Regions from separate parts of the Homo sapiens genome. Here region 1 is linked to region 2. The links are chromatin loops, found by intact Hi-C in ENCODE. Cell type or tissue: heart right ventricle. All regions are shown on one strand. Each heading gives the region's core, and the rest is flanking DNA. Links, peaks and the distances in the headings are about the cores only.

Evidence for each region. Hi-C counts contacts between places; a loop is a spot of excess contacts. Peaks named below come from ENCODE experiments on the same cell type or tissue, not always from the same donor. Only the 100,000 strongest peaks of a DNase experiment are listed, where the experiment ranks them.
Region 1: it touches region 2 in a loop (6-fold over the local background); 26 of 110 quality-filtered maps call a loop at or near these places.

The regions. Positions count from the first base shown.
Region 1 is chr5:11,260,093-11,276,410 of GRCh38, reverse strand. The region is part of intron 9 of CTNND2 (catenin delta 2); the gene reads left to right. Among named protein-coding and RNA genes, the nearest start is that of CTD-2154B17.1, 480 kb to the right of the region's middle. In heart right ventricle, for the core only: a CTCF peak has its summit at 8,955 (motif pointing left); a DNase peak (open chromatin) is centred at 8,962.
Region 2 is chr5:12,015,106-12,031,423 of GRCh38, reverse strand. No RefSeq gene overlaps it. Among named protein-coding and RNA genes, the nearest start is that of CTNND2, 120 kb to the right of the region's middle. In heart right ventricle, for the core only: a CTCF peak has its summit at 7,584 (motif pointing right); no DNase peak of the experiment used is centred there.

The DNA.
Region 1 (16,318 bases), core at 7,845-10,344, 760 kb after region 2:
GAAACCAGGAGAGTTGGGTTTTCAGAAGAGAGTGCTTCAAGGAGGAGTGGCTGATTTGGGGATGCCCCAGACACAGTGCTCACATCTGTTCTCTGCCCATCTTCATCTATTTCCCTCCTTCATCCAGACTCAAGGCTTTGATTATCATCTGTATTGCAATGATGCACACATATGTATATCCTGAGCTTACTAAGTGGCCACCATCTTCAAGCCACATCCCCTGCTCCTGTCTCCTCTCATGTCAGAAGCCAGGGAGACATTTTCTCGAATGTCACGTCCTCACTGAGGTCTACAAAAACTATAGTTTTGTAATTTGAGATGTATGATTTATTTGTTTTAAATCAATACATCATTATTTGTGTTCTGGAAAAGTCACATCACTTAATTATATAAAGAAATAAGGTTGTTTTGAATTTCTAAGAAACAACTAAGACCATGTTTTAATTGTATTTTTTAGATCATGTGCAAGTATTGAATGACTTGGGAATTAAAATCAGGTATTCAGCAATCTACAAATTGTATGTTTCTCTGGCTGGCATTAAATCATCTAGAAAACACAATTAGTAAAATGTCTTTTGAAGAAACACATTCTACTCAGTACCTTCCCCCATGGATTGGCACAAAATAGAATCCTGATTAATTTGAAGTCATGTCAAACTTTAATTCTAGCTGTTTCAAAGTCTTGCTTCCCTTGAATATAAGGCTGTAGGAGTTTATAAATAAGCAGGGAACTGAGAAAGGTTTAAGGGAGAGAATATGTGTAGTGTAAGAGAGAGAAGTGATGTTTACTAAGCATCTCCTTAATTAAAATTGCTCTTGCAATGGGGACCTCATTCATTAACAGAGCAACTCAGAGTGGTGGATAGGATCTTACCCCTCTTATTGTGGAAGAGACTAAGAAGCAGATGTGTACATCAGTGGGCCAGCTGGGAATCCACGGGGCAGAATTTGAACCCAGATGTCTTCTGTTCCATCCTTCTCTCTCAGTGCTCACCTCACTGGCTGCTATCAGGACAGTTGGAGCAAAAGCTGGGAGAGCTGGCTTCCAGTCATGACATCACTGCTTACCAGTTGTTGATTCTGAGCAGGGATTAGGAGGCACCAGATGCTCTGGGTTTGAATCCTGCCTCTGCTGCTTGTTAGCTATGTGACCTTGGACCACTTACTTGTGTCTTTGTGACTCAGTTTCCCCATCTGTAAAGTGCTGGCATTAGTAGCCGCTACCCCATAGCATTGTGTGAGAATTAAATAAAGTGATTTATACATAAATCGCTTGTAATGGTGCCTGGCACTTTGCAAGGCCTATTGAGGACACTTGTTCCCACCCACGCATTAACCTGCATAAGTTTATCTATGGAGAGAATTTGAATCATCTCCTCCAGCTTCCTACCAACTCTATACCCGTAATTATGTTAGTAACATTGGTGAAACACCCTAGGAAGACCAAGTACCAGTTAAGTCCCAGATTTACTGTTTTTCTTGCAACAGAAAGATTTTTAGAATGTTCATTAATGACAAAGAAATATTTAATATATTTTTAGAACTTTCTTGTAGATCGGTAGTTCTAGACCTGCCTCACTCTTTTTCCTTGGAAAACAGTTCTTTGTTCCAACAACAACAATAACAACAATAAACCTTTGCTTAGATTAAAAACATTGTTTTCATTAGCGGTTAGCAAGCAAAAATAAACTATAATATCTTATGCACGGAGAAGATAATTAATTGTTAGACTTGATTGTTTTATAATCTATTTCCAATAGATTAAATCTTGCTCCAGGAAAATTTTTAAGTGTTTTGTGTTTTGGTGTTGCCTTTTTAAAAAAAAAAAAAACGAAAGCAAAATCAACTTTCTGTGAAAATTGTTTTATTTGTTTTATTTTCTAATTACTCTCCCAAATGTGTTTTCAATGTGATATTGAACATTTTTTTTCTATCTTGGGCTTGTCTCACATTTTTGCTGAGACAGGTTGTTTACCATTCTGTGTTCATGTGAAATGAGGATTTAATAAGATGGTCCTTTCATATGAAAAAGTTATTAGTTATTGCTGAAATAGGCATATGGCCAAAGATATTTCATCAGCACCCAAAGCAGTCATAGAAACCTCTATGCATTCTTAAGCCCAAAGTCTTTAAGAAATGAGGCTTTGATGAACACATGTCATGAAAAGTAAGATTTTCATAAAGTTGTAAAATATTACTTCTAGGATGAGTACAACTGTCAGGGATTACGCCAATAGAAAGTACCTTGGCTCAGCCCCTAGTTAGAATGAGAACAAGTGATGAATGTTGGCGGCGTGGACTGTTGTTTAAGGTTTTCAGTTCAGCGTGTTCTGAAGAGAAGTCTTTATGAGAGCAGGAGACAAGGAGAGCATGAAGCAGGAGCAGTCGAAATAAAACATGGGAAAAATGAAAAGCGAAGGCATAAATACCCGTCCCCTCCCTGGCCGCCCCAGGAAATCTATATATTCATTCAAATTGTGTTTTTCCAGTGCTAAACTTTAAAATCTTAATATCTCAAAGAGCAAAACATCTTTTTAGGAAAACTTACTGTGTATCAGGATGGCGCACAACTTTTTTCTTCTAGTGGAAAATATACACAGAGGGAGCTAACCTACGCTGCTTCATGTCAACCTAGAAACAAATGTGAATTTCCCAAGTGCAATAAACATGAGGTTGCCCAATAATACCATTTATCTGGGCGATAAGTGTCAGTTATGCAAAATGCAGTTGCTGTTGCAAGGAGACGGGAACAGCTCATCTCCCTGCAATGCTTATTAAGTACAATGTCTCCCGCTGCAGAGCTGCACACGGTCCCATGATATGGAAGGAATTAAGTGAAAAGAAATTTCAGTGACCGAAAAGCCCAATTTTCCTTCAAGCTTATGGCACTTAATAAAATAAATGCAAAGTTATTTTTAATGAAGGCATCTGAGTTTCCTTGACTGAAGAGAGGGACTGCTCTTCAGCGAGACACTTCTCCCTATAACCAAGGGGACGGTTTTGCATCTGGCTCACTGAAGGCAGCGTGACTCATACACTTAGCCAGTTACACACCTGATGTGCGTATTCCCCATGTGTCCACTTGAGACTCAGGGTGTGTTGAGGTTGAGAACCAGATCACTCTCTGATTTGACAGGTACATATAATAATAATTATAACAATTATTTTTCATGCAGCTCAAATACTTGGGTCAGCAAATGTTCTGTGAAGGGCCAGATGGCAAATATTCTAGGCTTCGTGGGCCAAGAGGCAAAATTGAAAATATTATATGTAGATAATTATATAACAGGAGAGAAAACACATTTTCACAAAACTATTATTAATGAAATTCAAAAACAATTCATAATATCAATATTAATAATGTTTTGTAATACAGGTCTGCCAGTAAGAATGGGATTATTTTTTGTGAGAATGCCTAGCTGGTCTTCAAAGTTAGTGTTCCCTGTCATCAGACAGATTATAAATGTGCAACTGTAGAAACCTTTTAGCTTACAGGTTGTACAATAAAAGGAGGTGGTCCAGATTTGTCCCATGGGCCAGATTTTGACCCCTACTCTAATATATCATTAATTTTATATACTCGTGGATAAAATTCTAATGTCTTTCTCTGAATTATAAAAGTAGATACTTTGCCCTAATATATTTTAGTAAAGTCGCCCTTTGCCCCTTGAGTCTAAGTAGTGCAAATGAGAATTTGATGATGATATTTTTATGGCATAGTTGTACTGCAGTTCAGGAGTCCATGACCTGATTGGATTAGCACAATTTTGTTTTCCACCTGGGGACCACCTACGATGGAGTTGTAAAATCAGTTCAGAGCGTTTTCACCAGTATTTAGGGGATTGAATAGGATGGAATAAATTATAATAACCATAGTAAGGAAAAATTGGGTTTTGTTTGGCATTTTAGGAAAGAGTCAGACTTGTGAGTGTGGCATGGGTGGATCTAAGGTTTTTATTGTGGGTCTTGATTCAAAATACATGTCAAACACTGATTTAGAAACATTTATCTTTCCTAAAATAATATATTCAAAAAAAATTTCCTAGACTCTGACACAGGAAGAATGTTGTCAAATGCCTCTAGCTGTTTAAGACTAATGAATATATCATAATTGATGGATATAAAATAATCTGAGTGGCTATAGAGTGGTGTGTTTCACAGTAGATGGTGAGCGATCAGATGAAGAAAGGACAGAATTCTATCACAAAAATAATCTCACGTTGCTATAATTGTTTTCTGAATTAATCCACAAATTTTGGTGTAAAAATTATCTAAACTCTCTGTTTATTTGTCAGGAATTGGTATTTTAAGAAATAATGGACTGTATTTTTTTAGAAACATGGAAATTATACTTGTAAAAGGAAATATTTTTATAACATTTTATAAAACATTTTTATATTTTTATTTGTATTATTCCCAAAACAGCTTATCTATATTTATATTATACTTCATTTATATTTTCATTTGTACAATTCCCAAAACAGTTTGGGAATTGTAGCTTAAGATGCACAATTTGTATCCTACCCAGTAAAAGTTGTTTTCTCCTTATGTTAAGTGAGATGAAGCATATCTTAGAATGAAACCTTCCCCCACACCCGCTCCCAGACATCCCCATTTCAACCTCCCACTCATTTCTCATTCAGCCAGTCCTTGGTGAGGACCCACTTGGTAATTGGAGCCAAATTTGCAGATGATATGAGATATTTAAAGGTACAACATAATCCTTTGCAGCGTATCATCTAAGCCCATCATTCCCTCTTTATCTGAATATGAAGTATGTCATAATGGCAGTGGGACCCATTCTGACAATTGAGATTACTGTCCAGGTGGCAGGGGGCGATATTCTCAACATTGCTATCATCCTCATCACATGCACACATCTTTGAAAAGCGGACCATATATTTGGAGGAAGGGAAGAAAGGAAATACCCAATAAACCAGGAATTTAAATAAAATTAAAATCATGAAAGAAAGCTCTTTTTTCCCTTGGTTTAGTTTTAGCTTTTAAAGCTAAGTGTTACCCAAATTGCCAAACTGTTAATATTGTATATGCAATACTTTATGTGATATGAGTATGCATGATTATCTAGTTCTCATACATTAATTTATAAATGCACATATGTTTGATAGTCATTTTTTAACTACAGGTTGTGATCCATTAGTGGGTGGTAAAATACGTTTATTGGTCATGAACAGTGTTTGTAGAATAATAATGTAATGGAATAGAACAGAACAGACTAGAAAAGAATAGGACCTATTCAAATGCATCTACCTTTGCGAGGATAACTTGTTCTTCACTTAATTATGCATATACATAGGTGTGTGTTGGGTGTATGTGAATTGACTTGACATGTAATTATTTTATATTGTGGCTCATTATTTAAACATTTTTTAAAATAGAACTAAAGTCATAGTGACATTAATGATTAACATGTTCCTTTTATTTTCCTAGTTTGTATTTTATTGCCAAATGCTAAAGGATGCTAATTAGTATGTTTCTTCATACAATCTAATTTCAATAAATACTTTCATGTTTGGTTCCACGTGGCATTCACATGAACTAACTATTATTTGGTTAGCTTTTTCTATCTGCTGGTTATTGAAGGTTTTTTATCTGCTATTTTAAGCTTTCTTGCAATAATAAGGCTAAAGATTGGGTTGCAGTAATCCAATAATGCCAACCAAAGGAAGTATTAAGAGACATAGCCTAGAAGTATAATGCTGAACACTGATTTAGGGAGAAAAGAGCTTGATCCTTTCTAATGCTGCTTCTCATGGTACCATGTGTTGAAGCAGGGATCCTGTATTTTTTATGAGCATTTCATAATCTATTGTCTCCCTGTTGAATAAAAATTAATTCAGACAGAAATCTGACACTGCAAAAGCATGAAAATTCCCACAGGCTAAATATTACAGTGAATGGATTTTTTTTTTTTTTTTACCACATTGTTTTCCTTTGAATGTATCCTAATAGGCTTATAGAAACACAATCATGTTCCTGACAAGTTACATAGTTGTTATGTGTGGTATTTCACCAATACTTATTAGCCAATGTATATTAATTACATATAAATGCATTGCTTAATGTGTCTGTCTCTGGTTATATAAACTATATAACTATATAACTATACATATATTATATATGTGTGTGTGTGTTACGTGTTAGAACTTAAGAAATAATGTAAAGGGAAAAATCCTAACATGCTCACACATTTTGTGAGTGAAATAAAAATAAAAACAGCCCCACTTTGGGGAAGTTCTTCTACAAGGAACTAATTCTAGTAAATTTCAGTATTCATGGGAAGTGGACTCAACATTGAGGATTTAGACACAAATTTAACTGAAGTTTGCCACAAAGTTTTGTTTCCCATTTGAAGTTAAGAATTGGTGAAATACAATGTTTGTGAATGTTGTTTTATACATGTGTAAATTTTTGAAAAATAATTGTCATGTGATTAATATTTCCAGGGTTGACATAATCCTGCAATTCAAGGCTCCGTGTTTTTTTCGTTTTCAATCACTAGCATAATTTTTCTAGAGAAGCATCTAACTTTCTGACCAGGTCTGCCTTTTGGTTTATGTTATATTGAAGTAAATACAGATGATGTCCTGCATATTCTGAGGGGGGAGGGATTTTACTCCTGTAAAAATCATTCTGCAGGGGTCCAAAGTACAAGTCTGGAGAGGAACTCTGGCAGCAGTTTCAAAGAGAGGCACCTTTTTTGTGAATATTGACATTTATGCCAACCATCTATTGTGAACTTCCTATTCATGTGGTCTTTGTGGAGCCAGAAGCACTGATTTCTTTATATTAAACATAGCAATCTATGTCAGTTCATTCAACCCCATTACAGTACAATGAGTTAAATACGTGCTGTGGTCCAGTTGAATATTAGGTATGAATACAATGCAAATGTAGCCTGAAATCTAGATCCTTCTGAAGTGAAGAGACAGTGTGCTGTTTTTAAAGACTGTATCTATTTTGGTAAGATCAATAAATCAGAGGAAACTATTTTCTAGCATTTCTATTATAATAAACGAGAATAGATTTCAAAGAGAAGTTTTGCAGATCAAGGGCCCCAAAGTGTTATAAAGCTGTTTTCTTACATTTTTGAAGGCTAAGGAGCAAATAAAGATGAGTGATTCAGTATCACTAGCTTGGGGTAAGCGCTGTTCAAAGCGCACTGCCTCGCTTTCCCCCATTCATTCCTCTTCACTTCTATAAGCTGGCTGCTGTTATTTTTCCATTTTACAGCTGAGCAAACTAAATCCCGGGGAGCTAATGTAGCTTGCCCACAGTCTCACAGTCAGTAAGCAGAGAAGCTGGACTCAAGCCAAGGCAGGTAGCCTCCAGAGGCCATGCTCTTAGCTGTGTTGTTGTATTTCTAAAGGAAAAGTTTCGGTAAAAGGAACAGAGTGAGCATTTATGCATGGTTGAAATGAGGACAGTTCAGTTTTGTTAACTAACATTCCCTATCTCTTCAGACCGCTATGAGAATCCTACTGAAAACCTTTGCAACAGTGGCAGAGTTTAAAAGGGTCAGTGTGCACATTGCTCCCTGCAATGAACATCTTGTTTTAAAAGAAAAAAAATTACCCGTAATTTTGAAGACATAAGTACAAATTTAAGTAACTGTCTGCAGGCACATGAGCTCTAAATGGTTAGTGTTGTGGTAAAAAAATGCAGATTGTGATGGCATAAATGAGTCTTCATTACATCATTTTTTAATCCATTACACCATTATAGTGTGATAGTACTTTATATATATATTTGCTATGTTATTTTTATGTTATTTTTTCTTTTGTGTGTATCAGAGTCTTACTCCATCACCCAGGCTACCCAGGCTGGAGTGCAGTGGCATGATCTTGGCTCACTGCAACCTCCACCTCTCAGGTCAAGTTCAAGCAATTCTCGTGCCTCAGCCCCCAACACTGAGTAGCTGAGACTGCAGGTGCATGCCACCACGCCCAGCTAATTTTTTGTACTTTTTAGTAGAGATGAGGTTTCACCATGTTGTCTAGGCTGATCTTGAACTCTTGGCCTCAAGTGATCTGCCCACCTCAGCCTCCCAAAGTGCTGGGATTGCAGGCATGAGCTACCGTGCCTGGGCTGTTGCATTATTTTTAAATCGAATCTTTGGTGACTGAGAAGATACCTTACTGAAATTACTATTTAAACTCACTCAAAATAGGTTTTTAAAAATGTTTACATTTTTAAATATCCATGTGGAAAAGGAAATGTTTGACACATGTTCCGTGCCTCATGGCACCTACCTGGATTTTCCAGAAATGATGCTGGTGTCTAGCATCTCTAAAAACCCCTACTTCTTTCAAGGTCTCTTCAACCATTGGTAGAATCACACCTTCTACCATTGCCACTTTTGGATTTGAAACAGTTTTTTGGGACTTCGCAACAATCATTGGTTTGTTCCATCTGCCTCCTTTCTAGTTTTCTCATTAAAGTTTTTCTGGATGACAGCGATGATTTCCTACTCTTTTTCAAAGCCCATCTTCTTGTGCATCATACTATGACTTCACGTTCAACATCAGGAAATTCAGAGGAGGCAAAATGCCTCTCATTCTTCTCTCTAAGGGATCTAGTAAGAACATTAATGCCACTGGCAAAATCTTTTTTGCGAACTTTATTTGAATAGCCAGATGTTTGTGCAAAATATAATGAGCTACTAGAACTGAAGATTTTCCTTTATATCAGACAATTCTGGTTATTATCAGGACAGGTTTCTAACATTTGCAAAGTGTGTGCAGTCCTTTTAAATCACACGGTGGGCATTTGCCATTTCAGGGCTGGGCAAATAGATTGGTTCCCTCGTTGTTAACAGGCCCCCACACAAGGGAGTTGCAGAAAAGACAACCAGTTGCTTAGGTCTTTCAAGTTAATAAAAATATCTTAAAGGGCTCATTTATCTGTGTCCCAGTTAATGACTGGTGACATCTAGTGGTGGCTGGATTGCAGGCACTCAAATGGCTTTCCCCTGGAGAGGCAGATCCAAAATAAACTGTAGAAATGTTTTTCAAGCCTCTCAGATGAGACATTTACAGACTGATGAGGTCAAACCCCATCACCACGTAGCCCAATTGCCAAATCACCCATCACCAGCCATCAGCCATCACTGAGGATTAGCCGTTAGCTCCACGTGGGGAGAATCCATCAGGTCCCCTCCTGCAGAAGCATGCCCTTCCCAACAGTACTGTCTCATGGAAAGTCAGCTTCAGGTCGGGCACGGTGGCTCACGCCTGTAATTCCAGCACTTTGGGAGGCCGAGGTGGGTGGATTACCTGAGGTCAGAAGTTCGAGGCCAGACTGGCCAACATGGCGAAAACCCATCTCTACTAAAAATACAAAAATTAGCCGGGCGTGGTGGCGGGCGCCTGTAGTCCCAGCTACTCGGGAGGCTGAGGCAGGAGAATTGCTTGAACCCTGGAGATGGAGGTTGCAGTGAGCTGAGATCGCGCCATTGCACTCCAGCCTGGGCAACAGAGTTGGACTCCGTCTCAAAAAAGAAAGTCAGCTTTAGGTCGTCTCTTTGCATTTGTGGCAGTTCGAGAGTAGGAAGCATTTGTATCTCCCTGGAAGAGTTTCCACTTCTGAAGCCAACCCATAATGGCAGCTTCTTTATTAAAATATGTGCAGTGGAAATTATGCTAATTAAGCTGGAGTGTAATTATAGACTAGAAAGATTCTCTCTTGCAGTCTGAATTGAATTGTTGTAGATAAATGTGCATTAACTTAATAGTGTACAGCTAATTATGAAAGGTAAAGGGGAGGAAGAGATGTAATCAGTTCCACAATGTTTTAGAGATGCCGCTCTCCCAAGCGAACCCTCCCATGAAAGCCCAGGTAACCCTGTAATGAGAATTCTTCTAGCATTTGTGCCTGATTTTCAATACTGCAATTAAAATGGCCACTGGTGACTAATTAACCCATTTAACTCTATTTGTCTGTGGCACTTATTACAGCAGAGAGTTAAATGTGGTGACACTCTGCAGCTTTATGTCTTGTTCCAAGTATATTTGTGAAGTTAATTCCTTATTCTTTATTTATGCTTTTGTGTGTATTTATGATAATTATGGAAATGAGGCGAGAATCCATTGGCCCAGTGTGATTTTGCCATGCTCAACTAAAGCTGTATTCTGGGAAATAAATTATTTTTACTTAGAATTCAAACAAAGCCCAAGTGGTAGCAATACCTTTTGAGTCTGAGTTATTAATTTGAAGGATCTGAGAGGCATCAACATCATGCTGTAGTTAGGTGACGAAAAAGTTATTTTATTTTGTCAACTAAAGATCTCTAAATTCTGTTAGTAATGTGGATTTTTGTCTTTATGGATCAAAACTACCTGAACCAGTAAATGAAAGGTACTTTAAAAAATAGAAAGAGATGACCAGGCCTGGTGGCTCACACCTCTAATCCCAGCACTTTGGGAGGCTGAGGTGGGCAGATCACAAGGTCAGGAGTTCCAGACCAGCCTGGCTAACATGGTGAAACCCAGTCTCTACTAAAAATAAAAAAATTACCTGAGCATGGTGGTGCGATCCTGTAATCCCATCTACTCGGGAGGCTGAGGCAGGAGTATTGCTTGAACTGGGACCTGGGAGGCGGAGGTTGCAGTGAGCCAAGATTGCACCACTGCATTCCAGCCTGGGCTACAGAGCGAGACTCCATCTCAAAAAAAAAAAAAAAAAAAAAAAAATAGAGAATACATACAGTGATGCTGAGTGATTTGCAACTGATTTTGGACAACTTAATGCTATATGTCTTCTGAGCAGAACAGTTTAACACTCAGTCAAACGCTCCTAGAGTGTTTGGAGTACTTTTGTATTAAGGGAATAAAAGATTCAGCAAAACGCTACTGAGTAATACAGGAGTATGGTTTGGGGGCAAGTAAAAGGCCCGTCTGCAGTGTGGAGAGGAGCTTTGCAGAGGGTGGGACCATCCTGCAAAAGAAGGGCTTGTGTTGTGGGACATCACCCTCATGGTTTCTCCTGTGTGCCCCAGAAACTTGAAAGAAATCCCTTTAATTGTTTTTTCAGCTAGGAAAACCACCAGAAACTTTGAGATGTACATCAAGCTTTCACTGATTCCCTAAGATTTTTGTTTCCTCTGTTCTCTCATGTACATTATTTTTTCCAGTCCTATACACAGATTGTTTGAGACACTAATGTTCAATAACTCTGAATTTTAATTTCCTGAATCTTCTAACATATGTAACTTCTTTAGAACATTTATGGCAGTTTTTTTGATTTAATACAATTTAGCCTGTGTTTGTTTTGCTTCGAACTTGTTGATATCTTTCTTTTGCCAAGATAATATAGTTCTAAAATATATAATTTATGGCAGTTTTTTTGATTTAATAAAATTTAGCCTGTCTTTGTTTTGCTTTGAACTTGTTGATCTAGTTCTTTTGCCAAGATAATATAGGTATTGGAAAAGCTTGCTATTTATTTATTTATTTTTTAATGAGACGGGGTCTTACTCTGTCACCCAGGCTGGAGTGCAGTGGCACAATCTTGGCTCACTGCAACCTCCGCCTCCCAGGCTCAAGTGATCCTCCCATTTCAGCCTCCTGTGTAATTGGGACCACAGGCACACTCCATCATGCCTGGCTAATTTTTTGTATTTTTAGTACAGACAGGGTTTCCCCATGTTGCCTAGGCTGGTCTTGAACTCCTGAGCTCAGGCCAACCGCCTGCCTCGCCCTCCCAAAGTGCTGGTATTATAGGCATGAGCCACCACACCCAGCCAATGAATACACTTTTAACAAAAGTGCAGAATTGTTCTTGCCTCTAAGATAGTGTAGCCGAGTGATTACAACGGCGGCTTCTGGAGATGTGGTGTCAGTTGAAACTCCAGGGCTACCCTGTATTCACTGTGTGATTTTTCTACAAGATTGTAAACTTTCAACCTCACTTCCCTCACCTGTGAACCCAGTAAAACCATTATCTTCCTCAAACAGTTTCAGCAGTCATCAGCAAACTGTATCCCATGGGCCAAATTTGGCCCACTGTTTGTTTCTGAAAATAAAGTTTTATTGGAACATAGCCATGCCCACTGCCACAGCCTACCCTAATCCAATATGACCTCATAACTTACTTACATCTGCAAAGACCCTGTTTCCAAATAAAGTCACATTCACAGGTTCTGGATTCGCCAGTTCAGTATAGCTTTTTGAAGGACACAATTCAACCCATAATATCAAATGACTATCCTTTGGAAAATTGACAATTCTCCTTGTATTTTAAACTATATATTAGATAGACCAAATAATTGAAATAAGTATTTCAGTTAATTGGTCATTCTGATGGCCAGAACTAAGAATAAAGACTTATCAGAATGCTCTTAGCAAAACATGTTTTAAAAGAACATCTATGTTAGTTGATTCGAAGGTGAACGTGAGATTACAGATGACGTGCCACCAGAGGGAAGACGATTTCAAATGCATGGAAAGAAAGACCTTGTCCAGGGCAAAGGAGACCCTAATCCACTGCATCTGAGCTATTCACACCACACCTGGGACGCTGTGTCTAGTTATTGGCAGTTCCAGAAACAGACACATGCACAAACTGGAGTGTGTTTAGAGTAGAGGACAAAAGACTCAAAATCATCAGCTGAGGAATACTGGGTATTTGATGAAATTAACTGTAAAGAGTTTAGGGTGGGTGTAAGTGCAGAGATACACACAGTAACTGTAAAGGCATGAATTCAAGGCTCATACTGGAAAATACAAAGATATATTTTACAAGTGGTTCATGGTGCCACCACTGATAACATTATTCACGTTTATTCTCTCCCAGGCTTTTTAAATTCTCTTAATTTTCTTATTCATTCTTTTCCTCTGTCTTCACTCTTTCTCCACCTCACACACACACACTCACACACACACATACATGCACACACACATTTGTAATCATAGTTCCAATATGGATTTATATCTTTTTTTATTGACTATCATTTCATGAGCATTTTTGCATGTTATTAAGTATACTTTCAACACATCATTTTTACTGGCTTTAAATATTCTACTCTAGAGTTATGGTATTCTTTAATCATTTCCTTGGTTGCTCTATTTAAAATACACTTAAATTAAATACTGAGATGCATTTCATATTTGAAATACGAAATGGGCCATTATACAAAAGAGATTTTTAGTTATCTTGAAAGGTTTCAGAAGTCAGCAATAAAGTCAAGCAGGTTGAGATATCGATGCTGGGTCAATGGAAAAAGAAAATTTAGAATCAAGTCATCTTTGAATGGAGGTGGGCCAGCTAGAAGAGGTGTTCTCTTGTCATACACACAGATGATGGCTCTGCAATCCAAGGTCACATTTCAGGTGAAAGTTGCACTTATGTGGGCATCAAGTTTTCTTTCACCTCTGAAATGTTATGCTTTTGTGAGAGCCATCGGAAATTCGTTCTAGAGCATGTCAGGCTGTATGTAAATAAATTAAACGATTCTCGGCAGGAAAAGTCTTTTTTGAAGTTTCTAAAAGCCTATGTTGTTGAAAGGAGTTAGGGGGATCAGGGAAATCAGAAGTTCAGCCTGTGAATGGAAAATGTGTGGCAAAGAACACAATTTCAACAAATTTCGTTTCTTTCTTTCTTTCTTTTTTTTTTTTTTTTTTTTTTTTTTTGAGACAGAGTCTTACTCTGTCACCCAGGCTGGAGTGCAGTGGTGCGGTCTCGACTCACTGCAACCTCTGCCTCCTGGGTTCACGCCATTCTCCTGCTTCAGCCTCCCGAGTAGCTGGGACTACAGGTGCCCGCCACCACGCCCAGCTAATTTTTTGTATTTTTAGTAGAGACGGGGTTTCACCATGTTAGCCAGGATGGTCTTGATCTCCTGACCTCGTGATCCACCCGCCTCGGCCTCCCAAAGTGCTGGAATTACAGGCGTGAGCCACTGCGCCCGGCCAACACATTTAGTTTCAAAGATCAAATTGGCTTTTATTAATGATTCATGAACTGGGCAACATCCAGTCTAGAAAATAGTATGGAGCTCCACCAGGTATCTCAGAACAATTGTCTTCAGTAAGGCAGCTTTAGTAGGAACAAGGAGACAGCAGAGTGCAAAAAGCACATTGGTTACCTTCAGTATGGTGTGGGTTTAAGCAGAGGGGACTTCCCTATTATGTTGCTCAGGTTGACTGGGCCCTTTTGGTGGGTCAGTTACTGTGAAATCTCCTGGGTTTTGTTTTGAAAGGTTTGCTTGGAAATGTGGCCATCATTTCTCTCTTGGCTTCTGGGAAGGTCAGATCTTACACGTAAACAACTTACGTCTCGATTGGTAACGTGGAACTTTAGCATGAGTGACTCCACCTGGGGCCTCCTATCTTTTTTAACAGGTGCCTATGAAACTCTTGATCTCTATAATAGATAAATTATGAAATAAATAACTAAGGCGTAGATATGTTTTGACTCACCTTGATTTTATGATTAACTTAGACTTTCTACACGAGATACTTAACTTTAAATATTTATCTAACACCACTGGGCTGAGTAGTCATTGAGTTGTTTCACGGTGTATCACCCCATTATTTCAACTTCAAGTTGACTTTCAGGAAGGGAAAATTGTGGGCCCATTCACTCACAAATAAAAGCTGCAAAATCCATTATTTCTCATGCTCTCCCTTTCTTTCCTATTTACCAATACTAGTTGGTTATACTATAGTATTCTAACTTAGGTTAGAAAGACCAAGGTTTGCAGTGGTGGAAGATCCCCTATATCCATCTTGGGGTGGGTGAGACACGAGGATGTTTTGCCCTCGGGGCATCCCACCATCCAGAGCTAGAGAAACACATGACCCTTGGTTTGTTCAGCAGGATACTGAGAGGCTGCTTTAGTGTCTGAGATGGAGGCCAAATAAAAATGCTAAGTGACTCTGTCCTTTGGAGAGTTAACTGCCTTTTCAGCTGGTGGATTTTATAATTGGGTATTTGTCAGTCTCGATTGCAAAGCACCCGGGAGGACATTGGGTAGCTTGCCAGATCCTAAGCACAGTGTCAGTGTGCAACAAATAACAAATAAAGTATTCTCTCAGCGAGTTCTGGAGGAAGGAACTCCCAGAATATAAAGAGGCTCAAGCCCATGCCCCTTGTCTTGGGGCAAGACCAAGAGATCTGGCCTAGACCGATGAGAGGCTGGGACAAACGGCCAGCCCAATATCACTGTCACTAATGCTACCTGTGTCATTTGCCTCTGTGTGAAGAGCCATAATTTTAATTTTTTAGTTTTTGTTAGAGTAGAGGAAACCCCCACCAAGTCCTTTCTGGGCCAAGGTGAAGTATAAATTCACACAAGCATTCGCGTGACTGTGGCTGGGTATCATCTTGAAAATGTTAGCACCCTGCCTGGGATCAACCTGCATGCACCGAGCCAGACCCATCCCTCCAAGATGTGTGAGCCAATTCGACAGCTAAAACCTTGAGAGTCCTGCTCTCAGGCCCGTCATAATTACGGATATGTCAGAATTAATTTAATAACCTTTGTATGGATTCAGTCTTTACTCACCAACTCATCTATTATACTTCCCTATAATAGTAAATTTTATGTTACCCCCTTAATGATTGCCAATAAGATGGTTGTCCTTGTCACCTTGAATTTTTTTCAAATTGTTGATTGCTAAGGTTTGAATGTGTCCCTCAAAATTCCTGTGTTGGAAACTTAATCCCCAGTACTATCTTGTTGAGAGGTGGGACCTTTGAGTGGTGACTGGCTTATAGATTAATGTCATTATGTCAGGAGCAGGTATATTATTGTGAGAGTGGGTTCTCACTTGTGTGTGCTCTCTTGCCTTTTCCCCTTCGACTGTGGGATGAGGTAGCAAGAAGGCCCTCACAGATGAATTTTCTGTTATAGCCATATAAAACAGATTAGGACATTGATTGTCCTCTTTTTACATATATTACATGAAATTTTTAAATATTTTGATATTGTAAAAGATAATTTTACTGGTTTTTTTTCATTGGGTTTTCGTGTGAGACCTTGTGCTTTTAAGCCTTTTTTCTTAGTGTGTAAATAAAGCTCTTCGGAAGAAGCAACAAATTTAAAATATGTCGTTATTTTATACATTACAGTGGCAATTTGTAATTTAATAGCATCATATAGACAGGATCTTCCAAAGAGGTCTAAACACCAGGAAACAACATTCTGTCCATTTATCCTCTCAGCATGAGTCTTTGTCTATTTAAAATATATTTGCCTGCCTGCTATGTTTCTTCTCATTCCTATGGTCTGTTCTACTCCTCCTTCCTATCTCCATCACTTCACAGCAGCAAATATTAGATATGAACACATCATTCA
Region 2 (16,318 bases), core at 6,027-8,526:
CTCACACATCCTCTGAAATCTAGGCAGGGGCTGCTAGCGTTTTTCACTCTTGCACTCTGTGCACCTAAGGCTTAACACCACATAGAAGCTGCCAAGGCTTATATAAGGCTTGCACCCTCTGAAGCAGCAGCCCAAGCTGTATCCGGGGCCCTTTGAGCTGAGGCTGGAGCCAAAGTGGCTGGGATGTGGGGAGCAGCTTCCAGAGGCTGCACAGGGTAGTAGGGACCTGGGCCTGGCCAATAAAACCATTCTTTCCTCCTAGGCCTCTGGGCCTATGGTGGAAGGGGCTGCCATGAAGGTCTCTAAAATGCCTTTGAGGCCTTCCTCCCATTTTCTTGGCTATCAGCATTGGGCTCCCTTTGAGTTATGCAAATTTCTCTAGCAAGTGGTTGCTCCACAGCCTGCTTGAATTTCTCTCCTATAAAAGTTTTTCCTTTCTCTGCCACATTGTAAGGCTGCAAATTCTCTAAACGTTTGCACTCTACTTCCCTTTTAAATATAAGTTTGAACCTTAGGTCATTTCTTTACTCCCACATGATTTCCTCTTATCTCCTTCTTTCTCTCATCTCTGAACTAAATTAACACTCTTTAGTTCTAGCTTCCACAGAGCCCCAGGGCATGAACAGAATGCAGCCAACCTCTTTGCTAAGGCACAACATGGGTGACCTTTGCTGTAGTTCCCAAAAAGTTCCTCATTTCTATCTGAAACCTTGTCAGCCTGGACTGCACTGTTTATATCACTATCAGCATTATAGTCACAACAATTTAACCAGTCTCTAAGAAGTTCCAAACTTTCCCTCATCTTCTAGTCTTCTGAGCCCTCCAAACTCTTTCAACTTCTACCCATTACCAAGTTCCAAAGCTGTTTCCACATTTTCAGGTATCTTTATATTAACGCCTTACTCCTCAGTACCAATTTTCTGTGTCAGGCCATTCTTGCATTTCTATAAAGAAATATCTGAAACTGGGTAATTTATATGAAAAGAAGTTTAATTGGCTCATGGTTCTGCAGGCTGCACAGGAAGCATAGCAGCATCTGCTTCTGAGAAAGCCTCAGGAAGCTTTCACTCATGCTGGAAAGTGAAACAGGAGCAGAAATTTCACATGGTGAAAGCAGGAGCAGGAGAGTGGGAGTGCCACACTTTTAAAGAGCCAGATCTCATGAGAAGTCACTCACTATTGTAAGGAGAGAACCAAGGTGGATGGTGCTAAACCATTCATGAGAAATCCACCACCATGTTCAAATCACCTCCCTCCGGGCCCCACTTCCAATATTGGGGATTATATATGAACATGAGGTTTGACCAACATATACAAACTATATAAGATATGTTTATTTGGTCATGTGCAGTGGCTCACGCTTGTAATCCCAGCACTTTAGGAAGCCGAGGTGGGTGGATCACGAGGTCAGGATTTCAAGACCAGCCTGGCCAACACAGTGAAACCCCATCTCTACTAAAAATAAAAAGAAAAAATTAGCTGGGCATGGTGGCGGGCACCTGTAATCTCAGCTACTTGGGAGGCTGAGGCAGGAGAATCGCTTGAACCCAGGAGGCAGAGGTTGCAGTGAGCCGAGATCGTGCCACTGCACTCCAGCCTGGGTGACAGAGCTAGACTCCATCTAAAAAAAAGAGATACATTTATTTGTTTGTTAATTTGTTTATGGGGAGGCAAATATGTCTCTTCTAGGGTCTGTTTTCCCCATTTCAGAGCCATGAAGTTTCACTGGTCTTTTCACTTATTTTATGTTAATTTTATGCACAGCAACTCACACCTAGAGTTTTGTAGTTCTGGAAGTTGGCTTTTCCATCCATTCATCCAAGAATTTTTTTGGTGGCAGCCATCCCAACCACTTTCCAGTGTCAGTATGTAGTTCCTCTTGTCTTCTTATCTATGGAGCAGGACAGCACTTTGACGCACCCACCATTAGGCAAGGATCTTATTTTAAGCTCCCTCCCTTGTGCACAACCAAGGATTTTCTGTCATGTACTTCTTGAATAATAACTTCGCAGCCAGCAGCTCTAGGAGCTTTACCTAGATACAAAATCCTTATGATGGCCATGGTGCAGCTCCCACTTGGTGTGCAGCTTCCCTTTTCATTTCTGCCCCATTAGGACTTTCTTTCATTCAAGGTTGACAACAAGGTTTTCAACATCATCTTTTTGAGAAACTTCTTCTGCCTAGAATGATATGGCTTGGCTCTGTGTCATACCCAAATATCATCACAAATTGTAATCCCACATGTCAAGGGAGGCACTTGGTGGGAGGTGATTGGATTTAGGGGTTGGTTTCCCCCATGCTGTTCTCATGATAGTCAGTGAGTTCTCATGAGATCTGATAGTTTAAATGTGTGGTACTCCCCCTCTCTCTTTCTCTCTCTCTCTCCTATGGACATGTAAGATGTACCTTGCTTCCCCTTCACCTTCTGCCATGATTATAAGTGTCCTGGGGTCTCCCCAGCCATAAAGAACTGTGAGTCAATTAAACCTCTTTTGTTTGTCAGTTACTCAGTCTCAGGTAGTTTTTTATAGCAGGGTGAAAATGGACTAATATAGAAAATTGGTACCAGCAGAGTAGGCCACGGCTATAAGATAACCTAAAAATGTGGAAGTGACTTTGGAACTGGGCAATGGGCAGAGGTTGAAATCATTTGCAGGGTTCAGAAAAATATAGGAAGATGTGGGAAAGTTTGGAACTTCCTAGAGACTTGTTGAATGATTTTGACCAAAATGCTAATAGTGATATGGACAATGAACTCCAGGCTGAGATAGTATCAGATGGAGATGAGGAACTTCTTGGGAACTGGAGCAAAGGTCACTCTTGCCATGCTTTAGCAAAGAAACTGAAGGCATTTTGCCCCTGCCTAGAGATCTGTGGAACTTTGTACTTGAGAGTTATGATTTAGGGTATCTGGCAGAAGAGCTTTCTAAGCAGCAAAGCATTCAATAGATGACCTGGCTCTTTCTAAAAGTGTACAGCCATATTCATTCACAAAGAGATAATCTGAAATTGGAACTTATGTTTAAAAGGGAAGCATAATAAAAAAGTTTGGAAAATTTGCAGCCTGACCATGCAGTAGTAAAGAAAATCCCATTTTCTGAAGAGAAATTCAAACTATCAGCTGCAGAAATTTGCATAAGTAATGAGGAGATGTATGTTGATAGCCAAGATAATGGGGAAAATGTCTCCAGGGCATTTCTGGCATCTTCATGGCAACCCCTCCAATCACAGGCCCAGAGACCTAGAAGGGAAAAATGGTTTCATGAGCTAGGCCCAGGGCCCTGCTGCTCTGTGCAGCCTTGGAATATGGTGCCCTGTTTCCTAGCTGCTCCAGCTCCAGCCACGGGTAAAAGCGGCCAAGGTACAGCTTGGGCCATTGCTTCAGAGGGTACAAGCCCCAAGCACTCATGGCTTCCATGTGATGTTGAGCCTGTACACAGAACACAAGAGTTGGGCTTTGGAAGTCTCAGCCTGTATTTCAGAGGATGTATGAAAATGCCTGGATGTCTAGGCAGAAGTCTGTTGCAGGAGTGGAGCCCTCATGGAGAACCTTAATGCAAAGGGGGAATGTGGGGTTGGAGCCCCCACAAAAAGTCTCCACTGGGGCACTGCCTAGTGGAGCTGTGAGAAGAGGGCCACCATCCTCCAGACCCCAGAATGGGTAAAACCACTGACACCTTGGACCTTGTGCCTGGAAAAGCCTCAGGCACTCAATGCCAGCCCCCAAAAGACGTTGCAGGAGCTGTACTCTGCAGAGCCACAGCAGTGATGTTGCCTAAGGCCATTCAAACCCATCTCTTGCCCTGGTTGTGAAACATGGAGTCAAAAGATGTTACTTTAGAGCTTTAAGATTAAATGACTACCCTGTCAGGTTTGGGGCTTGCATGAAGCCTTGTGGCCCCTTTGTTTCAGCCAATTTCTCCCATTTGGAATGGAAGTATTTACCTAACGCCTGTACCCACATTTAATCTTGGAAGTAACTAATTTGCTTTTTGTTTCACAGGTTTATAGGCAGAAGGGACTTGCCTTGTCTCAGATAAGACTTTGGACTTGACCTTTTGAGTTAATGCTAGAATGAGTTGAGACTTTGGGAGACTGCTGGGAAAGCATGATTAGTTTTGAAATGTGAAAAAAAAATGAGATTTGGGAGGGGCCAGGGACAGAATTATAGAGTTTGGCTCTGTGTCCCCACCCAAATCTCATCTCAAATTGTAATCTCCATGTGTCAAGGGAGGGACCTGGTGGGAGGTGATTGGATCATGGGGCCAGTTTCCCCCATGCTGTTCTCATGTAGTGAGTGAGTTCTCAGTAGAGCTGATGGTTTAGAAGTGTGACACTTCCCCCCACCGCTCACCAGCATGTAAGATATGCCTTGCTTACCCTTTGCTTTCTGCCATGATTATAAGTATCCTGAGGCCTCCCCGGCCATGTGGAATTGTGAGTCATTAAACCTCTTTAGTTTATAAATTACCCAGTCTTAGATAGTTCTTCATAGCAGTGTGAAAACAAACTAATACATAGGATGAACAAATCTAGGATGACTGTCACTTCACCCTAACAATTAGAAAATTATGGTTAAACAACAAAAACAAAACTTTGGTGCAATTCATCACCAGGATCTCCCTCTCTTTTCCTCAGTCCATATACATAAGCTCTTCTCTCACAGAAAAAAACTCTGGTTCCCAAATATTTACACAGTTATTCATTTGCTTAATTCTACTGTACACATCAAGTCATTTTAGAATTAGAACTTTCATGACACGAACAACAAAAATTCCCTAAATAAAGTCCACATTTTCTGTTTGTTTCTTTTTATCTTTAGTTTGTATTCCATTGAAGGTATATATGACTGAAGACACAGGCCGTTCAAAACTTACTTGGATTTGTTCTGTATTTATTTTTTGAGATGTTATTATCAATGTGATATTTAGTTCCTTAGAGTTTTTTCACATGTAAAGAAATAATTTGTCATAGACTGTGTAAGTCAATGACATAAATTGTAATCTCCAAGGTAACTATTAAAAGAATACTAAAATCATGTTTAATTGACATAATTGTAGGGAAAATGACAAAAATATGTTTGATTAATACAAAGAAGGCAAGAAATTAGAAAAATGATTTTTAAAAAATTAAATAGAAAGCAAATAGAAGAATAAAATGTATATATTGATAATTACATTAATTATAAATTGACTAAATAAGCCATAACGTTAAAAATATGATGACAAAAAAGTTATAAGCACAATTATCTAATCATTACAAAATGTGTAATGAAATTTATGCTTAATTACTGATTATTAGGATAGCTCTAATGTTAGCTCTTATACCTACTATAATTTTAAAGTAATCATCAGTTAATGACAATTTGAGTATCTGCAACAAGTACAAAATATTATAAAAATAGAGATAATTTCTATTGGTGAGAAAGTCGCAAGGACTTCTTTTTTTTTGGTTGTGTGATCTGTGCGAATCAAGTACTTCTTATGATGGTTGTCTGCTTACATTCATAAAGGAAAGAACCACTAAATTTAAGTTAGTGATTGTGAAGACAACATTTTAAGTATCTTCTATTCATTATATTGTAGATCAATGAGATTCTTTTCATGTCTTCTCTGTGTACTATGAAGAATTTCTGTTTTAGAGAAATAGAAGAGTTTGATATGGTTTGTTCACTGGATGTGAGTGACTGTGTAGGTACACCTGCCATGCATAGTGGATATCAAGCTTAGGAGAAAAGAGAGGTAAGATCTGCAGGGTCTCATGCCAATAAGGGGGATTTTAGATTTTAACCAATATATGACAGAAAACCATCAAGGATATTGGATGGGGTAATGTCATGATGGATGCTTTTATTCTTAGAATGTGCATTGAAAGTCAGGTAAGTGTTCACAATAGCCCCAAGAATGCTCAGTAATAGGATTTAAGGCATTTTGGGCGGTACAACTTCAAGGCATTTACTGCATCCCTACCAGCCATATCACTTTTAAAAGAAATAGACACCATTAATATTTCATTCTCTTTAGAATTCTTATAAATATAGTTCTACTGAAAAATATGGCTTTTGGATCATCATTATGCAAAAAATTGTTGGTAAATCTTTCTGAAAAAAATCCTCACTGAAAGGTGTCTATTACCTTCCACTTTCAGGTTAGAGTAATATTTTAGTCAAAAAGAGTCAACAAAAAGTATTTTCAGAGAAGAATGTTGGCCCTGCCATCTGATATCCCCTTTGCTCCCACCTGGTGAATATCTTTACTTTATTTATTTATTTTTTTGAGATGGAGTCTCGTTCTGTTGCCCAGGCTGGAGTGCAGTGGCACAATCTCGGCTCACTGCAACCTCTGCCTCCAGGGTTCAAGCGATTTTCCTGCCACAGTCTCCCAAGTAGCTGGAATTACAGGTGTGCGCCACCACACACAGCTAATTTTTGAGAATGAGATGAGGTTTCACCATGTTGGCCAGGCTGGTCTCAAACTCCTGACCTCAAGTGATCCTTCTGCCTCCCAAAGTGCTGGGATTACAGGCTTGAGCCACCACACCCGGCCTAACTGGCAAATGTCTTCAATGTATCCTCTGTTTTCACAGATGGGTGTAAATTCTACCTTAATTCAGCTGATTCTTAAAAGTTTGTTTCTTCCCCGACAAATACATGTAATATCATTACAGATACCTGTAAGGGAATAATATCGAGTCTTCTGTCATTCTGTATCTTGTAAAAGTTTGGCTGAGACAAATATTAATATGACATGCAAAATTTTAAAAGATGTGAGCTTCATTAGATTTCAAATCATGGAAACAATGCGGAAAAATATTGTGTGTGTGTTTTTGCCATCTCCGTGAGTTCTGACATCTAATGCTGATTGTATTACCCAGTTTGATCCAAACTGTTTACATTTGCTGATGTAACTAATCATGTTTTCCAATGTTATTCAACATTACTTAGATTTTATGTTTATGAGCACACTAAAAACTTGTATTGAACTTTTGTCTTTTACGGTAATTAACAGAGTCTGGTTATGGTGTGATTTCCTAAAACCCCTGCCCTACGTTGTAACAGAGTAAGGAGAAAATGAGAAAAGATAACACTTCACAGTCTCTTGTTGATATCCTACATAAGGTATACCTTAAAGCAAACATCCAAATATTATCATCCAAATATAAACTGATTATCAATATAAAGTTATAAACAAAATAAATTATAAACAATTTTAAAAATAAAGATACTTGTTTATGTCTACCAAGAGCAAATTCAAATAAAAAACCCTTGAATTAATGCCAAATTGACTTTAATTTCATTATTACATTACTAGTTTATAGTACAATATACCATATTTTTCATATGTTGAAGCTTCGAAAGAATCTAAGGTCAAATCAAAGATCATGTTTAATCAAAACAAGAGGAAAAGGAAGTAAAATGTCTTTACAAAATGTTAAGATTCTCATATTCTATAATAATAATCAGGCTCTTCACCTTAAAAAACTATCAGGGTAGTTCAATTCGAATATCTCTATCAGTATTTTCTACTAAGCTGCCTTTAAGTACTGAAATTAGAAAACCATTAATAACATCAGACTTTTCTTTGCCCAGTAGAGGGCAGTGCTACATATGGAAACCAACTTATTACTTGGTTCTTTGAGAGTTTGTGAATGAATGACCCCATTAACTCCTGTACCTAATGTAAGTTGATTTTTGTTCCTTAAAATAGACAATCAAATTCAACGGAACTAAGTGGCAATAGAAATATGGAGAAGTAAAATGTCCGCACAGCCAAGCAATAACTACAGAGCTGTGGCCGCATTGATAACACTAATATTGTTTAATATGAGTTATACAAGTGTTTTCAAGTAATGAGTCAAATAGCAATGTACATGAGAGTCAGAGACTAGATAATTCTTCAGGATTAATATTCAAAAGTAATATTAGAAAAACATATAAATTACCTTTAATTGTCTTCTTGCTTACTAGAATTAAGGTAGGTAACGTCCCTAAAGAGTAATGCTCTGAAAAATAACCTAATTTAAGATGATGTAAATTCCATTCCTTGAAGCTTTTACTCTGGTTGAATCTCCACGGTGATTGATTCATTCTTTTAATTAAAAATCCCAAATTCATGAGCCAGTTTTAGTTCACTGTGCTATATCTTATGATAATATCAATATCCTAGCACCAAAAATTGAAGTAATCTCTTTTCAGAGATACTGAAACAATAGCAAAAATGGGTTTTTTTTCCCCAACATCTGAGCACTTTACTTTAAAAAAGCAGGCACTGTAATATGTGTAATATGTAATTTTTTGAGGAAGACAACATCTACTCTTTTCTACCATAGATAGCTTCATTTGTTTCTACTCTATAAACTTATCAAACCAGCTCCTAAAAATTACTATGGTAATTTGTCAATTACATCAGTTTGACCCATATCCTCTTAGATAGAAAGTTTACCTTCAAATATTTCCCCAATATTTCTTAATTTTAATTATTCCTTTAAACCTATTTGATTTTTTATTTGTAAGCATAAATTTAATTAATTATTTGAAAAATACTTCGTTCTGGATGTGTAGTCTTTAGATCCCCTTTTTCGGATTTATAGGTTTAGGAAGAAGTTATATCTTCTTTATTTTGTGAGGTGCTTAGAAATAAATATTTGATGATGATGATAAAGTTTCCATAGGATTTCTTCTCTACTCCATTATCTAAATATTCACTAAGAGGAATGTCTAAAAGAATTAAATAAGTATGAACATGAGTTAAACATTTCCAGTTATTTCATGTTGCAACACCTAAGTCAACATTGCCATATGCCGACTCTCCTATTAAAGCTCTCTTCAGGGAGAAGAACTTGGTAATCCGATAGAAAATTACCATTCAAAAGAATTACTTTTTAAAAAGATACTGTCTCCACTATAAATTATTTTATATGTCATTCTTTGACTTGAAAAATATGTACCCAAATTTTTCTATGATAACAAATGTCTCGATATAAATTATTAGATGAAAAAAGCAAAGCTAATCTGAATGAGAGAAAACTATATTATAACACACAGTGAAATGCTCTTAGTTTAGTCTAGTTTAATTTGTAACACCACTGTAATTTTAGATTCCGCTACTTACTCACCTGGGTTAACTTGGTGATCATAGTTAATTGGAGGTAATATTATCTTCCTTCGAAGGCTGAGGCAAGCATTATAGGGGAATGTATATGACACACCTGTCATAAGGACCAGGATGTGTTTGTTGACTAGTAAATACTTACGACTCTTATTAGCTCTGCAAATCACTTTTTATTTGATGTTGGGCAAATAATTAACTTCTTTGAATCTCTTCTTCACCACTCAAATTGGAATTATAATACCCACTTGTTTTTACCAAAGAGTGATGTTAATTTGAGATGAGATAATAATAAACGTAAAAGTGTGAAAGCACTTTGCAAGTGACAGAGGGCCGCATAAATATTAGGATATATAATTAATTGGGAATATACACAGAAATTAAAACTGGCGTAAGAAAAACTCTATTGCATACTTTGTCATCTGGGGACATTGTTTAGAAAGATCATTTTGAAAGAAAAGTTTACAGTAGGTTGTAGAGAGCAGATCATTACTTATAACACCATTGTAATTTTTATTTACTTTGTGAAAATCATGGTTACATTTTTCAGAGTTTTGCCTGAATACTGATGGATTGATTTAGTGGGTCAGAACTAATAATGTTGACTATATTTGTAAAGTACAAGACTCCCAAGATACATTTTTCTTTTTGAGATAAATTTTATTTCTAAATAGGTGAGTTTCAAATTTTCATGCAGAAGGAAAATTTTACTAACAATTTACTGATGAGAAACCCTGGCCAATATGACAGAGATTTATATTCAGAATCACAGTATATGTTGTAGCTCCTACCTGGGAGTTCTGTAAGGAACAGAGGTCATGGATGGCATAACTGTTGTCTCTGAAGGAAGCAATGCATCTTGCATCCCTCTGAAGAGTCATCCCACAATGAGTATTATTGAGAGCCAAGTCCTCTCTGACTCAGGAAGAGAAAAAGAAAAAGTGCTCCTCAGAGAAAGTGCTCCTCAGAAGCCCTTTCTAGGAAGAAAAGTGTTCTTTTCATTGCCTCTTCCCCCAGACAACCACATCTCCTCCTGTGTCCTCAGAGTGCCCGTTCAAAACGGCCTTCCACAGCTGATGAGGAAGAACTACTTCTATGCTTAAACATTATTAGTAGCTCTAGGGATATTAGCCATACCTAATTCATATGTCCATCAGTTCATGTATCTACTTGTTTATGCTAGAATTTCCAATCTCCTAAACACACACACACATTGAGCACACTAACTATATCCAGATAGATAGATAGATAGAAGATAGATAGACAGATATGATATATGATAAATAGATAGATGGGTGATTGATTGAGATGATAGATAGATATGATATATGATAAATAGATGATTGATTGAGATGATAGATAGATAGATAGATAGATAGATAGATAGATAGATAGATAGATATAGATAGATGATAGATAGATAGATAAAAATATTTGAAATTTGTGGAATTGCAAGGCCAAAGGCTCTACCATTGGTAACTCATTACTCTAATGGTCTATATTCGTAAGAACTTGGATAGCTAAGAGTAAAATAACATTACAAATATATTTACTAATGGTCCATATTAGGATATGTCCTTTCAATATGTTTCTTTCCAACACAACTAATGGGATATGAGAGAGACAATGTCTATTTTGATGAGAAAATGCCTCAACAAGGGTATTTTTAGAGATCTGTATAAAGTGTCTTCTCAACAGACAGATGGGTGGATGTCAGATCCCACGGTAACCTCAGCTACATAGTAAATTACTCAGAGCATCATATTTTTAATACACACATAACTTATTGGTTTTTTCTTTTATATATAAATACATTTTTTTCAATTCTTAAAACACACCATGTTATTAAATATTTCCTGCCACAGTTCCTTTTCACATCCTGCTGCTCAACCTAAAATGGAACCCCCCCCCACAGCTAGGTCAGGCTCTTTCAGATGGCTGGCATAGAACTGAGACTCTTCCCTTAGAAGGACCTATCAGTAAACACCTATCATATGCCTACTTTATCAGTTGTTGTCTTTCCCACTAGACTGGAAGCCACATAAAAGGCAGGGATGGTGCCTATTTTCTCATCATTCTGTCTAGAATCTCTTGTACAGTGGCAAGCTCAGAATAAGTGCTCAGTAAATTTTGCCGGGTAAATAAAATTGGGAGGTGTACACATTTTAAGCATCATGGAAAATATTCACTTGTGTAAGAGTTTCAGGTTATTGTGTCTCATTTAAAAAACGAAAGGTATTATGGACTGTTTTATTGCTAAAACAGTAGAAAGAGGTAGATAAACCGCAACATAATGAAGTATTGGAAAGCATACAGTGGATTGTATGTGTAACAGCGTCAAATGCCATGGAAATCTAGAAGAGAATGGTGACTTAGGGAGAAAAAATGATGTGGCAAACAGAAGGTAACTTCCATGGAAAATTTTCAAAAGATAACAGAAGGTAGCTAGAAAGCAGATCCTTGGAGAGTGGAAAATAATTTGGTAGCATTAAATGACCCATTCATACTGTAGGAGGTGGAAGCAGAGGGTGATTCTAAAAGGGGGATGATGAAACAATGCTCATAGAAGAGCCTCACTGCTGTGGATCATGAGCATTTTCTCATCCAGCTAAGTGTACATGCTTACTTCATTTGTTAATGAATTTAACTGGTTGAAAATGATATCATGCTAATAAGCATGATAACTGGATAAGAACAAAAAAGTCATCGAATGCAATCCATAGAAAGTTAGAGAATCTGGCTCCTACTTCTCACAATAAGAAACTCAGAACCACAAGCTGAGTGTTTTGTTCCAGGTGCCCAGGTGCATTAGGATGGGGGTGGGACTGGAACAAAGGTCACTTTTATGTCACCAGATTTTACACCAACCATTACAAAGACTGATTAGCATTTGGAATACCTTTTTTTCAGCATTTTTTAAAGGACCAAGAAATAAAATCCTCTAGTTCTAAAAATCTGGTTTCTACTAATTAAATCATAATTACTTAAAACCACATAATTCTATTTAACCTTGATGATATGCCTTTATTCTTCAGAATAAGAAAGAATGTCTCTATGGTTATACTTAACATTTTTTATTTGGTAGGTATCCAAGTACAGCTCTTTGCAAGTTATATATAAGCTAAAAATAATGCCTGGGTATTTGTTTCAGAACAGAAGGAATTCTAGACTAATGTGATAAATGGCATTTCCCCAACTGCAACCATACTATTCCATTTTGGTTATACAGTCAGCTCCAAGACTAGATAGAGTCTTAAATGTCTATCTTCATGCACTTTAAGTTTGTGACATTCAAAATTTCATGGAAGGGAATACAGTTACCACCGTGTGCTTTAATTGATAGGTAAAATGGTAAATTCAAATCCAAGTCATTCATTTTATTTATTTGAGCAATATTTGAATGGCGAAACCCAGATACAAAGTATGGAAATAGAGCTATGAGGGAAATCAAAATATATAAAGACACCATCCTAATGTCTAAGTCTTCTTATAGTCCAGTGAGGAAGAATATTGTGGTATACAGTTTTTCCTTATTTTAAATTCATGTAATACACTCTTGAAACCCACATTGACATTGTTGCTATGACAAACAGGAGTAGAAAATCATTATTACTTGGATAGCTAAGAATAAAATAATATTACAAGTATGTTTACTAATGGTCTGAATTAAATTATTTCCTTTCAATATGTTTCTTTCCAATGCAATCATGTCTTCAACTAGAACCAGAGGAATAATTTCTAAATGGTGGAGCTTGAGTCTAAAGAAAATCAAATAAGACAAATAAAAATATTTCAAAATTCTTCTCTGTAAATATTGGTTTTAAAAATTATTTTTTCAAACATTTATTTTCCACAACTTCAAATAAGTCTTTCCAGCCAGCCCAGGACTATTTAATCCTGCAAAACAACCGTAGGCTTCATGGTACCCTGAAATACACCACACTATGTGTCAAAGCTACAGCCAAGAACTGTTTACTGATTTTCATCAATTCCATGGGACAATGGGAACTTTAGAAATAGTGGAAAGGGGTATTGAGTAGTCACTGGCAATGATGAAGCACTCTGTGATCATTCGGTGATTGTGACAGGGACTTTGTCCAAAATTTAGCATATTTTACTTTTGGTTAGAGATAGGTTGGCAAGAACTCAACTCTGAACCAGCAGCCTTATGCATTCTCATTAATTTTAATTGAATGAATTGAATGTCCAGTCTAGACATAATTTTCAAACCCAATTAATAAGATACTTAAGGTGTTGGCAAAAGTCTCTGCAAGGCTTTTAGCTATAATTTTAAGAATTTTAAAGATGGGCCAAATGCCGGGAAATTATAAATGAGTCAGTGCTGTAACTTTAGTTGAAAAAGAAATAACAGATGATACTGTATGCTCTAGGAAGCTCAACTTATTTCTATACTTATGCACAAAAAAAAAATCAGAAATAAAATGTCAGTTTTAAAACACCTGGATGAGATCAGGGTACTGTGAAACAAACAGCACTACCTAAGAAAGAAAAGTTATGTCAGATTCATTGTTTTTCTCACCGTGAATGGAGCCAAAATTAACATCTTGTGGTGGGAACACCTTTTACACTTTCAAACATGATCTAACTTTTTGAAAATAGTCATATTTTTTGGCAAAATTTTTCTTTCTTTGGCAAAATTTTAATATTTTCTGATCTAAATGGACCCATTACTTTCATTTAATCATCACTCTCTACTAAATTTCACCAAAGGATTGACTTTGTGCAGGGTAGCATGTGTTATTAAAACTTGTATCACAATACAGGCCAATATCACATGCTATGCTATCTAAAACAAATATATTCACATGGAGTTACTTGTTCAGTTTGATCTTGACAACATGCTTGTGGGTAGAGTAGTGTTGGTTTTGCCAACTTCATTTGAAAAAGAGAAGGTTGTCCTGGTTCTCGTGGTGGGGCTGAAATGAAGCTAGCTGGCTGCAGCTGAGTTTAGGGAGCTTCAGAGTTAAGTTCCAGTTATCAGTCGTTAAGGAGCGAGTTCTTTGCTCAGAGCAGGCGATGGAGCTGAAACCAGAGCGCAGCCTGTGTAGGACCAAGGGACAGATGCCCTGTGTCAAAGCCAACGAGCAAGAGGGAGCTGTGGGTGGGAGAGCCATTGTGGAGACTGGCAGCAGTTCCGGGTTTTAGGTGTAGAACAGGTCAGAGTGAACGTAATGAGGCGATGTGTGACAAAGGCTGCCACAAGTGTAAAAGGATGAAAAGAACCCTTTACGTTGCCCTGGCTACAAGCTTTAGGGATAGAGTTAATGATTGATGATACCCTCAGAAGGCCGAGAAACAGAAGCCAATGAAAATAAAAATGTTCATTCTTAACTTACTGAGTTACATATACAAATATATTACTATAATAATATATGTTATTCCATTATTATAATATATGAAAATAATACAATATTCATAATAATAATCTATTATCATAACATAACATATTAAAATAATATAATATCTATAATAATATTTAATATATTATGCATATTCGAGAGAAAGCGAGAGCCTGCCCTGTATATAGTAATGTGCTAGGTTCTGGTCATTTAAAAAACAAAAACCTACGTTTCTAATGCATATGTCTGAGATTGAATTTAATTATGATGCAATTGAAAATCCAACCAGGGCAGTCTATAAAGATCTCTGTTCTCCCACTGGAGCTAGTCTAATCAGGACAGGGAAACTGTGAGAGCAGACAGAGGTGTCTCCAGGACTCAGCGGGAGGCGGAGGTCTCAGCAGGAGGCAGACAGCCGCTCCATGGAAGGGATCAGCATGGACTGGGATCCTTTCTAATTTTCCACCTCTCATCTCAGCTCATCTCAGCTCCTTTTATTTAATCCCCTCTTTCATCAGGCTTGCTGCTGCTGCTTTTTTTTTTTTTTTCCTGCCATATGGAAGATAAAAACAAATGCTCACTCCCTTGCCAAACTTACAAATGTAGACGGACCAAATGCATGAGGAATATACTCCGCTCAGCTGAGCTTGGGTGAGTCACCTCCACACAGGGCTGGGTTCAGTGCATAAAACAGCTGCCTGAGGCCTCTGCTATATTGGAGAGGTAAAGAATTTAATACAAAACAAACTGTCAAGTTTTTTGTTTAATGATGTTTTTATATAGCTCTCACATGCGGTACAATTCTGCTCAGATGTCTGATAAGCCTGGATTGTCAAATCACATACAAGAATGAAAGTGTCAGATGTTGCTTGAAAACTCGTGGCACCTGGGTAGGCTTTGTCAGGTGCCACACTGGTAGGGAGATAGTTAAGAAATTGCAGATCAACCTGGAGTCATTTCTTTTTTATTTTTAAAAATGACGTTTTTTTTCCTAAAATGAAAGCAGCTAATCTCTGGAGCTTATAAAAGTACCAGTGTGGGTGACCAGAGGGCTTTGACTCCAATATTTTGACTCCAATTCTTTGACTCCAATAACCCCCTTAGGCACCAGTGTGATTCCTGCCTTCCCTTGTGCGTGGCTTTTCAGTCCTGAGCTTTTTGGGGGTTGCGGAAGGACTGACACTGGTATCAACTCTCATTTTTTTTTTTTTTTTTTTGAGACGGAGTCTGTCTCTGCCGCCCAGGCTGGAGTGCAGTGGCGCCATCTCAGCTCACTGCAAGCTCCATCTCCTGGGTTCACGCCATTCTCCTGCCTCAGCCTCCCGAGTAGCTGGGACTACAGGCGCCCGCCACTACGCCCGGCTAATTTTTTTGTATTTTTTAGTAGAGACAGGGTTTCACTGTGTTAGCCAGGATGGTCTCGATCTCCTGACCTCGTGATCTGCCCGCCTCGGCCTCCCAAAGTGCTGGGATTACAGGCGTGAGCCACCGCACCCGGCCTGAACTCTCATTTTTTTCCCCTCTCTGTTTTCTGCGCTACACTTTCTTAGGGACAAATTTGCACACTTTTCTTCTGCCAAACTGTGATGTGCTCTTTCACTATTGCTCACTCCAATCCCCTTTTTAGTCGTTGTGAAATTATACCTATTTTATACCTTCACTGTCTTTTTTTTATTATTATTTATTTTTGAGACAGAGTCTCACTCTATTGCCCAGGCTGGAGGGCAATGGCGCAATCTTGGCTCACTGCAACCTCCACCTCGGGGGTTCGAGCAGTTCTTCTGCCTCAGTCTCCTGAGTAGCTGGGATTACAGGCACCCGCCACTGTGCCTGGCTAATTTTTGTATTTTT